Linked DNA regions of Homo sapiens: region 2 is linked to region 1. A link is an interaction called in ENCODE POLR2A ChIA-PET data of the cell type or tissue named here. Cell type or tissue: IMR-90. All regions are shown on one strand. Each heading gives the region's core, and the rest is flanking DNA. Links, peaks and the distances in the headings are about the cores only.

Evidence for each region. Peaks named below come from ENCODE experiments on the same cell type or tissue, not always from the same donor. Only the 100,000 strongest peaks of a DNase experiment are listed, where the experiment ranks them.
Region 2: POLR2A ChIA-PET joins it to region 1 with 5 read pairs; 5 of 35 experiments call an interaction of 5 or more read pairs at or near these places.

What each region holds. Positions count from the first base shown.
Region 1 is chr4:119,014,544-119,019,654 of GRCh38, reverse strand. The region is part of intron 1 of SYNPO2 (synaptopodin 2); the gene reads right to left. Among named protein-coding and RNA genes, the nearest start is that of SYNPO2-AS1, 32 kb to the right of the region's middle. In IMR-90, for the core only: no CTCF peak of the experiment used is centred there; a DNase peak (open chromatin) is centred at 2,834; H3K27ac peaks cover 2,336 bases.
Region 2 is chr4:119,292,549-119,296,998 of GRCh38, reverse strand. It overlaps USP53 (ubiquitin specific peptidase 53), which reads right to left. Exons shown (of 19, transcript NM_001371395.1): 19 at 1,481-4,450. The coding sequence ends at 3,788. ARLN (allregulin) reads left to right here. Exons shown (of 2, transcript NM_001001701.4): 2 at 1-580. Among named protein-coding and RNA genes, the nearest start is that of ARLN, 5.9 kb to the left of the region's middle. In IMR-90, for the core only: no CTCF peak of the experiment used is centred there; no DNase peak of the experiment used is centred there.

The sequences.
Region 1 (5,111 bases), core at 529-4,528:
AATAATGTGTGTAAAGTTCCATGATGTACCTACAGCTCAAAGAGGTGCTCAAGAAGGGACTGGTGAATTCAGACGTGTTGGCTTTCTACACACACAGAGTTACATATAAAATATTTTTAAAAATTAAAACAGACAATATTATGACTCAATGTGTTATAAGTTCAAAATTGAGTATAATTATCTTTCATAAACTGTGATTTGACACAAAATACCTGCGTGAGCACATCATGTAATTCCTTTCCTTTGAAAACATTCCTTTAGAGACCTCATTCTACATATAATATATTAGACCCTGAGTGAGTTCTTATCCTGTATTCTTTTTCAGTATCTCCCAATTTAATCAGATCACATAACTAAGAGATATTGGTAATGTCAGTAGTTACCAAATGCAATACTATGTTTCATTGCTTACCACCTTTTTGTTTTGGTTTGCTAATTTTCATTTTAGGTTTAGGGGTACATGTGAAGGTTTGTTACAGAGGTAAACACGTGTCACGGGGGGTTGTTGTACACATTACTGCATCACCCAGGAATTAAGCCCAGTACCCAAAAGTTATCTTTTCTGCTCTTCTCCCTCCTCCCAGCCTCCCCCATCAAGTAAACTCCTGTATCTGTTGTTTCCTTCCTTGTGTTCATAGTTCTTATCATTTAGCTCCCACTTATAAGTGAGAACATGCAGCTTACCAACTTCAAAAACTTTTTATTTAAAATTATTATGGATACATAATAGTTATACATATTTATGGGGTATGTGTGATATTTTGATACAAGCTAATGATCAAACCAGTGTAATTAGGGTATTCATCACCTCAAATATTTATCATTTCTTTGTGCTAGGAACATTTCAATTGCACTCTTTTAGTTATCCTGAAGTATACAATAAATTATTGTTAACTATAGTCATGCCACAAAACACCAGATCTTATTTCTTCTAATTGTATTTTTGTACCCATCAACCATCTCCAGTTTATCCCCCTCTCCTCTCTACTACCCTTCCCAGTCTCTGGTAACCATCATTCTACTCTCTATCTTTTATCAAAAAGAGAGGTAATAATGAATGCTGGCAAGGATGTGGAGAAAGGGGAACCCACATACCCTGTTGGTGGGAATGCAAATTAGTCCAGTCACTATGGAGAACCATATGGAGGTTCCTCAGAAAATTAAAACTAGAACTAGCCAGCAATCCCATTGCTGGTTATATATCCAATATAAAGGAAATCAGTATATTGAAGGGATATCTGCACTCCCAAGTTTATTGCAGCACTATTCACAATAGCCAAGATATGGAATCAACCCAAGTGTCCATCAGTGGATGAGTGGATAAAGAAAAAGCGGTACATATACACAGTGGAATATTATTCAGTCATAAAAAATGAAATCCTGTCATTTGCAACAACATGGATGGAGGTGGAGGGCATTATCTTAAGTGAAACAAGCCATGTGCAAAAAGACAAATATTGCTCATTCTCACTCACATGTGAGGATTTCCATTTCTTGATCCATGCCAGGAAAGATTTGTTTTACCAACACCAAGTGAAATTGGAAAGTTAAGACTTCTCGGGGAAATTTAACGACATTATTTACATTTCATAGACTAAATCTGAGAAGACTTTCGGCTATGCTAATTTAGTTTTATGAATAAATAATTCCTTGCAAAATTAAAAAAACCTCGTTTTTCTCTTGTGTTGTTCTCTCTTCATTTCCAGGTCTTCCAAGACTGACTAGAAAGCAGGTCTCAGATTTGATTTCTCATCGACCTAGTACATAAATTATTTTGTGTTGTGTATATGGCCTATCAATCATGCCAGCTTGCTGTCAGAACTAAATTTTGTCTCAGGAGCTGCATTTTCATGTATAATTCATTGACAAGTACTGTTGGAAAATGTCAGAGTGGGTGATAGAAACAAGACAATCTCTTCCTTAAATCCACTATTATAATCTATTGAAATCAATGAAAAAGAGAAAATTAGCATACATTTGCCTATCACATGTGGGGCTATTCTCAATCCATATGATGAAGTCTCAGGGACCTGGCAATAACTAAGAGAGGATGAGAGAGATGATTGTGATCTCAGGCAACAATTAAAGTTTTAGAGATTTTTTTTTTTTTTGACAGAAAATGTACACTACATGTTCTAGTAGTTCTTTTGGAAGCTCCCGCCTTTCCTCAATTTTCCACTTCAGGCATTTCTCAAAACTGCCTCATACCTGTAAGACAAGGTTTAATAAGCATTCCCTTACCCCAACTGGATCTTAAACCAAAGCCTTAGGTAGGTCTGTATTCTTCAACTAATACCAGAGGAATGGTCAGAGGAGGCAGAGCAAGATGATAGTAGCTAAGATCTTGGAAATAAGTTCATAATTCCATTTTCAGAGGGCTTGCTATCCAGATCCTAAACACCAACCTCAGTCCTTGGGATTCAGTTCTACAAATCATGTGTCTAAATAATGAAAATAAAGTTAAAACTGTGTATTCAAATCTGGTGACAGGTGTAAATTCAAACAGACACTACAATTTTTGGTTATTCTACACTCAGTACCTCAATTCAAGCTCATAACCTGTTCTCATGTTGGGTTTTGGTTTGAAGATCATGACCTTTCTTCCTCTTGTCACCAAGATATATCCAGACAAAAACGTTTTCTTTTGGATAATTGTCTTTACTCTCAGAGACCAAGTCACCATAAAAGTAAAAAGTATTCATGGTAGCAACCTTGGAAAGGTTCCTGGAGTAATAACTATCTTTGACAGGAATGAGAGCCCTAATTTGTGGGGCTGCATACTTAAGAATCTTCATACCAAAGTGATTCCACAGGCAGAAACGATGCTGCAATATAACTGCTATGAGCTGTTATAAAGCAGCCATCATGATGCTAGAAAACTAAGTACAAATATGGAATGGTATTCTCTGCTTTTCTTTCTTTCCTAAGAATGTAAACATCCTAGCTCTTTCAGGCAAACACTGATAGAGCAGAGCCTAGCAGGACATGTGCCTGTCTACTTTTTGCTGGATAAATCATGAAAGATTGCACAGAGGTCTTTGAATTACAGGCAGATTATTTTTATAAACATTTGTGCAGAATATGAAAAAATACTTTTTAAAAAACTCCTAATAAAAGCACATGTAAAATTTAAAAGCATCTATGTAAATACTCTTTTTAATAAGAATTACTAAGAAAAGAGAGCAGAACTAGAACTATTTGGGTTTCCTAAATTTTAGTTGATTTTTTTTTTTTTTTGAAATGGAGTCTTGCTCTTGTTGCCCAGGCTGGAGTGCAATGGCACAATCTCTGCTCACTGTAACCTCTGCCTCCCAGGTTCAAGCAATACTCCTGCCTCAGCCTCCCAAGTAGCTGGCAGGCTCCCACCACCACGCACAGCTAATTTTTGTATTTTTAGTAGAGATGGGGTTTTGCCATGTTGGCCAGGCTGGTCTCGAACTCCTGACCTCGTATACTGGACATACAACTTTTAACTGAGAAATTAACATGCTAATAAGAATTAGTTACCTAAAGAACTTACAAGTAAGCTCTCAACAGTCTTTTGAATGGTCAAAATACAGTTAAAAATAAAGTTCACTAAAACTTCTGGACATTACTGAAAGTATATGGATCCTATCCTCAGTCTATTTCATCAATTTTATACAATTCTATTTACCATCGTTATTTGGTTTAGAAAATTAGAAGTGGGGAGAAAATCATGTATCCTGTATAAAGGAAAATGGCAAAGTTAATACAAATGCCAAAGTTAGGGAGTAAAAGCCAAATTTAAAAACACATGAAAATCTTAACAACAACAAAAAGGCTCAGAAGATTGGGCCACTCACTGAAGGTGTAAAAAACTCTCATATGCTCAATAGGATTTAATGCCTCTGCTCTATTCGAGTAAAATAATGGGCATTAATAATAATGATCCCAAGACATTTAAAATGTTTATATCATTTTTAGCAGACTGATTAGATGCAGAAGAACACGTGATATCTTTAGGAACGAGTACATCCCAAATAGCTAAATGAGGTTCTGATATCTAAAGGTATAATTGAACCTGAGGCATTTCTGCATTAATAAAGTAAAGGAAATGAATTGGAATCCATAATGTAAGGTCCCAGATACCTTGCTTGTATTGCTTTTTTTTCTGAAACTGTTTAGTTTCAGATATAAACATCTCATGTACCCAACAAATATACCTGTCTGAGTGCCCTGTTTTTCTATAGCTCTAGACATATGAAGTCTGCATTTGTCTCAACTAGATGAATCCATTTATTCTTCTAGTTTTCTCATAAATAAAACTACAGATAAAGAAGATATATGTAAAATGAAAATTTTTCTCCAAATGACAGGAGTAGAGACTTTTAAAAATTTATAAATTCTATTATTTTGCTGCGGACTTGCAGTTATTAGTAAACTGGCGATCTTGCCTTAATTCTGTCACTAACTCATGTGATTTCGAGCAAAGCATTTAAGCTATTAGGGAATCATTTTCCACACCTGGAGAATGAAGGCATTCCCTCCAGATTCCTAATTCTATACTTTGTCAAACTATAATACATATAAGATACATTAGGGTGCTTCCATTTTGGAAAGAATCACATCAAATTGTCATTGAAGTTTTCATTTAAAAAGTATCAACTGTACAAATTTATAAATACTTGTCATAGTTTTAATTCAAGAAAGTTAAGTTGACTGCACTGAACATTTACTGTAGTAGGGTACTGGGGGAAAAGACAGGGCCAATAATGTCTTCACATGACTGAGATAATATCTGCCTTCCCAGCCACAGCACATACTTGAGAGGTTTGATTGACAAAAAAACTGTCTGGTGCAGGAGCCAGGGGGATTTAATCACATCAGAAAGACAGCCTTTCGGGGAAGAGCTGGTTTAAATGATCACTTTCAAGGCTTTAATTAACTGGAATTTCATTTAGGCCATCATCGGTGTTTAAGAGTATGTGATCTATAGAAGCAATTCTTAAACATTTTGGTCTTAGGAACTGTTTAGACTCTTAAAAATAATTAAGGACTTCAAAGATACTCTGTTTTGAGTTTGGTCTATTGATATTTACCATGTTAGATATCAAAAATAAGAAATTTTAAATTTTTATTAAATTTAAAAT
Region 2 (4,450 bases), core at 1-4,000, 280 kb before region 1:
TTAACAGTTCTCACATAGTTTACTGTTAGGTCACACACAGACTTCCGATCATAATCCATACTGCCTTTTTGAGCCTAAAATCAGCCTACTACCACAATTACCAAATATTCTGAAAATTTCTAGTATGGTGAAGATGGAGAGATCTTGGTGTGAAGGTTAATTTTATATGTCATCTTGATTATGCTAGGAGATGCCCAGATTTCTGGGTTTGTCCATGAGGGTGTTTCCAGAAGAGATTAGCATTTGAATCAGTAGACTGAATAAAAAAGAGCCACCCACTCCACTGCGGGTGGGCCAACCCCTTGAGGGCCTAGCTGGAATAAAAAGGCAGAGGAAGGGCAAATTCTGTCTTCTCTCTGCTTGAACAGGGACATCCATGTTCTATCCTTGGACATTGGTTCTCCTGATTCTCTGGCTTTCAGACATGGACCAGGGCCCCTGGTTCTCAGACCTTTGGGTTTGGACTGGAACTACACCATTGGCTTTCCTGGGCTTACTGTCTGCGGAAAGCAGATTGTGGGACTTCTCAGCCTCCATAATCACAAGAGCCAATCCCTCATAATAAATTTATTTCTATATATATCCTGTTGATTCTCTTTCTATGGCAAACCCTGACTTAGTAATATGACATGACTGTAATTGGCATTTTCAAAATGGTGGCAGTATGAAGGCTGAATCTTTCCTATAGGTAAGAAATTGTACCTACCATTAAACTGTGCCATAGCAAGTATAGTGACTGCTTACATTGCCCTCAGTTTGAAGGCTTTTAAGAAGTGGATAAATGGAACGCCAAGAAAAGTTGCAAACTTGCTAAGATAACAAAACAAAAAAGACATCAAAAGAAAATGTGACTTTACTCTGATAAATTCTTTTGTAAATTTCACACCATTTTATATAAAGTGAAATGATTGTTTTAGTAGTTCCTTTTGAAATGAACTGGCTTGTTAGCAGTTGCAAGGGATAGTTTTTAGGGAGCTTAACCTGAACGTTTTAGGATGTAAAGAGCTGCAAATACTCAGTCCGTAAGTGGCATGGGAGTACATTTGGAGACTTCAGCCTGTGAGCTAAGAATATTTTTTACATTTTAAAATGGAGAAAAAAAAAACTTTCATGACATGAAAGTTATATGCAATCTGGATTTCTATGTTGACAAAGTTTTACTGGAAAACAGCCATGCTCATTCATTTACATATTGTTTATGGCTGCTTTCACATTACAAAGGCAGAGTTGAGTAGTTATTACAGAAATATTATGGTCCACAAAGCCTAAATTATTTTCTATCTTTATAGAAAGTTTGCCAACTCCTTTTCTAAGGAGCTGTGCTTTAGACCTTGCTGGAGTTTAACTCCTAGGATCTCCTGTGATAACCGTTTATGATCAGTGAAATTCCAAGTACCCGCGACTTAACATGTCCCAAAATAATCCACGTTGGTGGGAGGGTGACACACAGTTCATGAATGCAAAGAGAAGTCCAATCATATAAACTTAAAAATCAGTTTATCTTAAAATTTTTTTGAATTAGAAGAAATTGATTTCACATGAAAATATAACATTCTGAAGGTAAGTATTTTAAACATTACAACTGTTGGCTGAAATATTTACAAAGTTATAATAAGCTTATAACTGGATGAAAGCATCTATAAAAATAAATAGGCACCCTAGATGTAAAACTTTTACATGAAATAAAATGATTAGTATATATGTATCAATCTGTATCTGGAGTGTTGAATCAACAAAAATAAATGGGCATTTTCTAGTTTGTGTAGTAGTACATGAGTCAGGAGGTTTCAACTGGACAGTACTTAAAAGAGGCAAAACTGGACATTTCTATTTGATATCTACAACTCAACTGAGTTGAAAAGACAAATGTCTGAGACTGCTGTTAAATACAAAAATTAGTTTAAATGTTTCAAATAATACATTTCCAACTCACATCTTAACCAAATAGAAAAAAAAAACTACACAAACTGTGAAAGCTATTAAAAAACTTGAAGCCCATTTTTCTAGTATCTTACAATGTTATAAAAGAAGAAAAACTTTGGTATTTTAAATACAGGTTTACAAACTTTACATTATTTACAAACCCTCCACACTAAAAAATTATGTTAAAAATAAGCTTTCTTAAAACAAAATTAATTTGGCATTCAAGTATTTCTAACTTACGAGAATATAAAGTAATGATCACTCACTATTATAGTTTAAAAAGGCTAGTAAAAACTATAGGCAGAAGATAAAATTTGGCCAAGACTTGGTAACTGGGTGAAGTTAGACTTTTATAAGCAATTATTTTCTGTTTAACAGTATTCACATTAAATTAGTTACAACATTTTAGAATGTTTTAACACGATTTACGCAATCAGTCAAGTGGCTACATTTACTAGTTTATTGAATATGAGGTTTATCCATTTAGCAATGTAAGGAAAACTTTAGTTCTGTTTCTCAGTTATCAGGAGTGAACATAAAACTATTCTAAACCACAATTAGTTTACCAGCATAGTACAAAATAAAATGACAACTAACGAAATAAAGCAATTAAAGTAACTTATTTTTACTCATAAGGTTACCATAATAATAAAAATTCCTTTAATTTTCAAAGCACTCTTCATGAAAAGTAGTTGGGGTAAAATTACTATTTGTTCAAAGTAGAATAAAAGGGAAGGATGCTCTAATTAAACATTTTATTAAAATTAAACTCTCTATATGAAAGGTAGAAATTTAATCTGGAAACCTAGATAGATTTTCAAATTCAGATAAAATGGGTTGACAACCTATAAGCAGGTAATATTACAGCAAAGAAAATGTAGGCAATTACAGTGACATTCCCAATAAGAGGGTGCCCTACATTAATTCCTAACACTGGTGGTTAGCAGCCCAAAGTAAACCAAACCAAAATAAAGACCTTTCACATTTCATATAAAATTAGAAAAAAAGTAACGAGATAAATAAATACACTAAAGTTTAAGTATTTTAACTTTTTAACTTACATGGCTAAAGTAGCATTTATGAATACCTATAATAGTCAAAGGCCTAATTTATCTTAACTAGATATTCTGAAGACAAAAATTCTAGGAGCAAAATTAAATTCCATCCGATCTTGAAAACTTACAAATTGTTAATCATATAAGGCTTTTTTTCCCCAAATGCTATCAAATTCATAAGTCATTTTTTTTAAAGACACTTAAAGGGATCATATGCAGTGACTATCATAGAAGTCAAAAACAAATGGGTGAAGCCCTTTTCTGGTTACCCATTAGAAAGTGCTTCTTCATAAAGCAATTCTTTGACAAAAAAGTACCAGGCTATGTATCACCTGGTACTTTTCAATTAGCATAGTTTATAATCTCCATACATGAGTACTGGTTAGTTTAATACTTCCCAGTCTACTGGCCACAAAATAGGGGGACAAATTTAATTTTTATTCAACTGTAGCATATGACAAATGAATTATTATATCTCCCTGATTTTCTATTTTTCACGGCACGCCAAGACTATTCAAAGGGAATTTCTAAAATATCTAAGATATTGATCATAAAATTATATATGTGTATACACATATACACATACATATGTATAGTGATTAACAACTTTAAAAATGCCACAGGCTTTAATTTTATGTATCACTAGGTTTGGTCAGTAGGTTCCTATTATATTTAAATGGCCTCTGAGAAGTAAAAGTTGGTCAGTTTTACCAGTTATCTATTACAATGTATGCTAGGTTTATATCTTTGTTCAGAAGGGCAGCTTGAACCAAGATTATTATGTAACACAGGTCTAGTCCTTTTTCACTCTAAGATAGTGAATTATTACAAAAGCCACTGCTCTCTGGAAAAGAGAGCTTGGGCCTCTGATGGTATTTCAATCTATATGTATCCGTCATGCAGCTATCAACTGAAAAATAGGTAGTTAATGAAACTGTCTCATTTGGACAGGTAGAAATAGAGTCTAGTTCTGGTTGGCAAAATGCATCAATGGCACCTGAGTTTGCCTGAAAATCGTTAGTTGAGGAGCTGGATGGACAGTTTGGTGTGTTGCCAAAACATTCTCTCACTTGAAATGTTTCTTTATGTCTTTCATCATTCATATGTGTACTCACTTCTAAACTTGGTTCTGAAGCTGTACTTAAACTGTGCTTCGGAAGATGAGAGGTAGCTTTAAACACCTCTGTAAGTTTGACATCAGGTGTAGATTCGCTTTTCTCTGACTGTGGCACACTGGTTATAGCATATTTCTTTGGTGGCAAAGGGGGTGGTAGATTCTGGCAAAAAAGTTTTGGCATCTGACACCCATCAGATCTGCTGGCTGACCGAATTATACATTCTGTGGATAGAGAGTTCTCAAAGTAACATTGATCCATGATATTTTGTTGCTGGATGAGAGGAGCAGTTTCTGGCTTTAACCCAACAGTTCTTAGGTGTGAAGACCATAATGAAGATGGTTCATTACTGTTCAC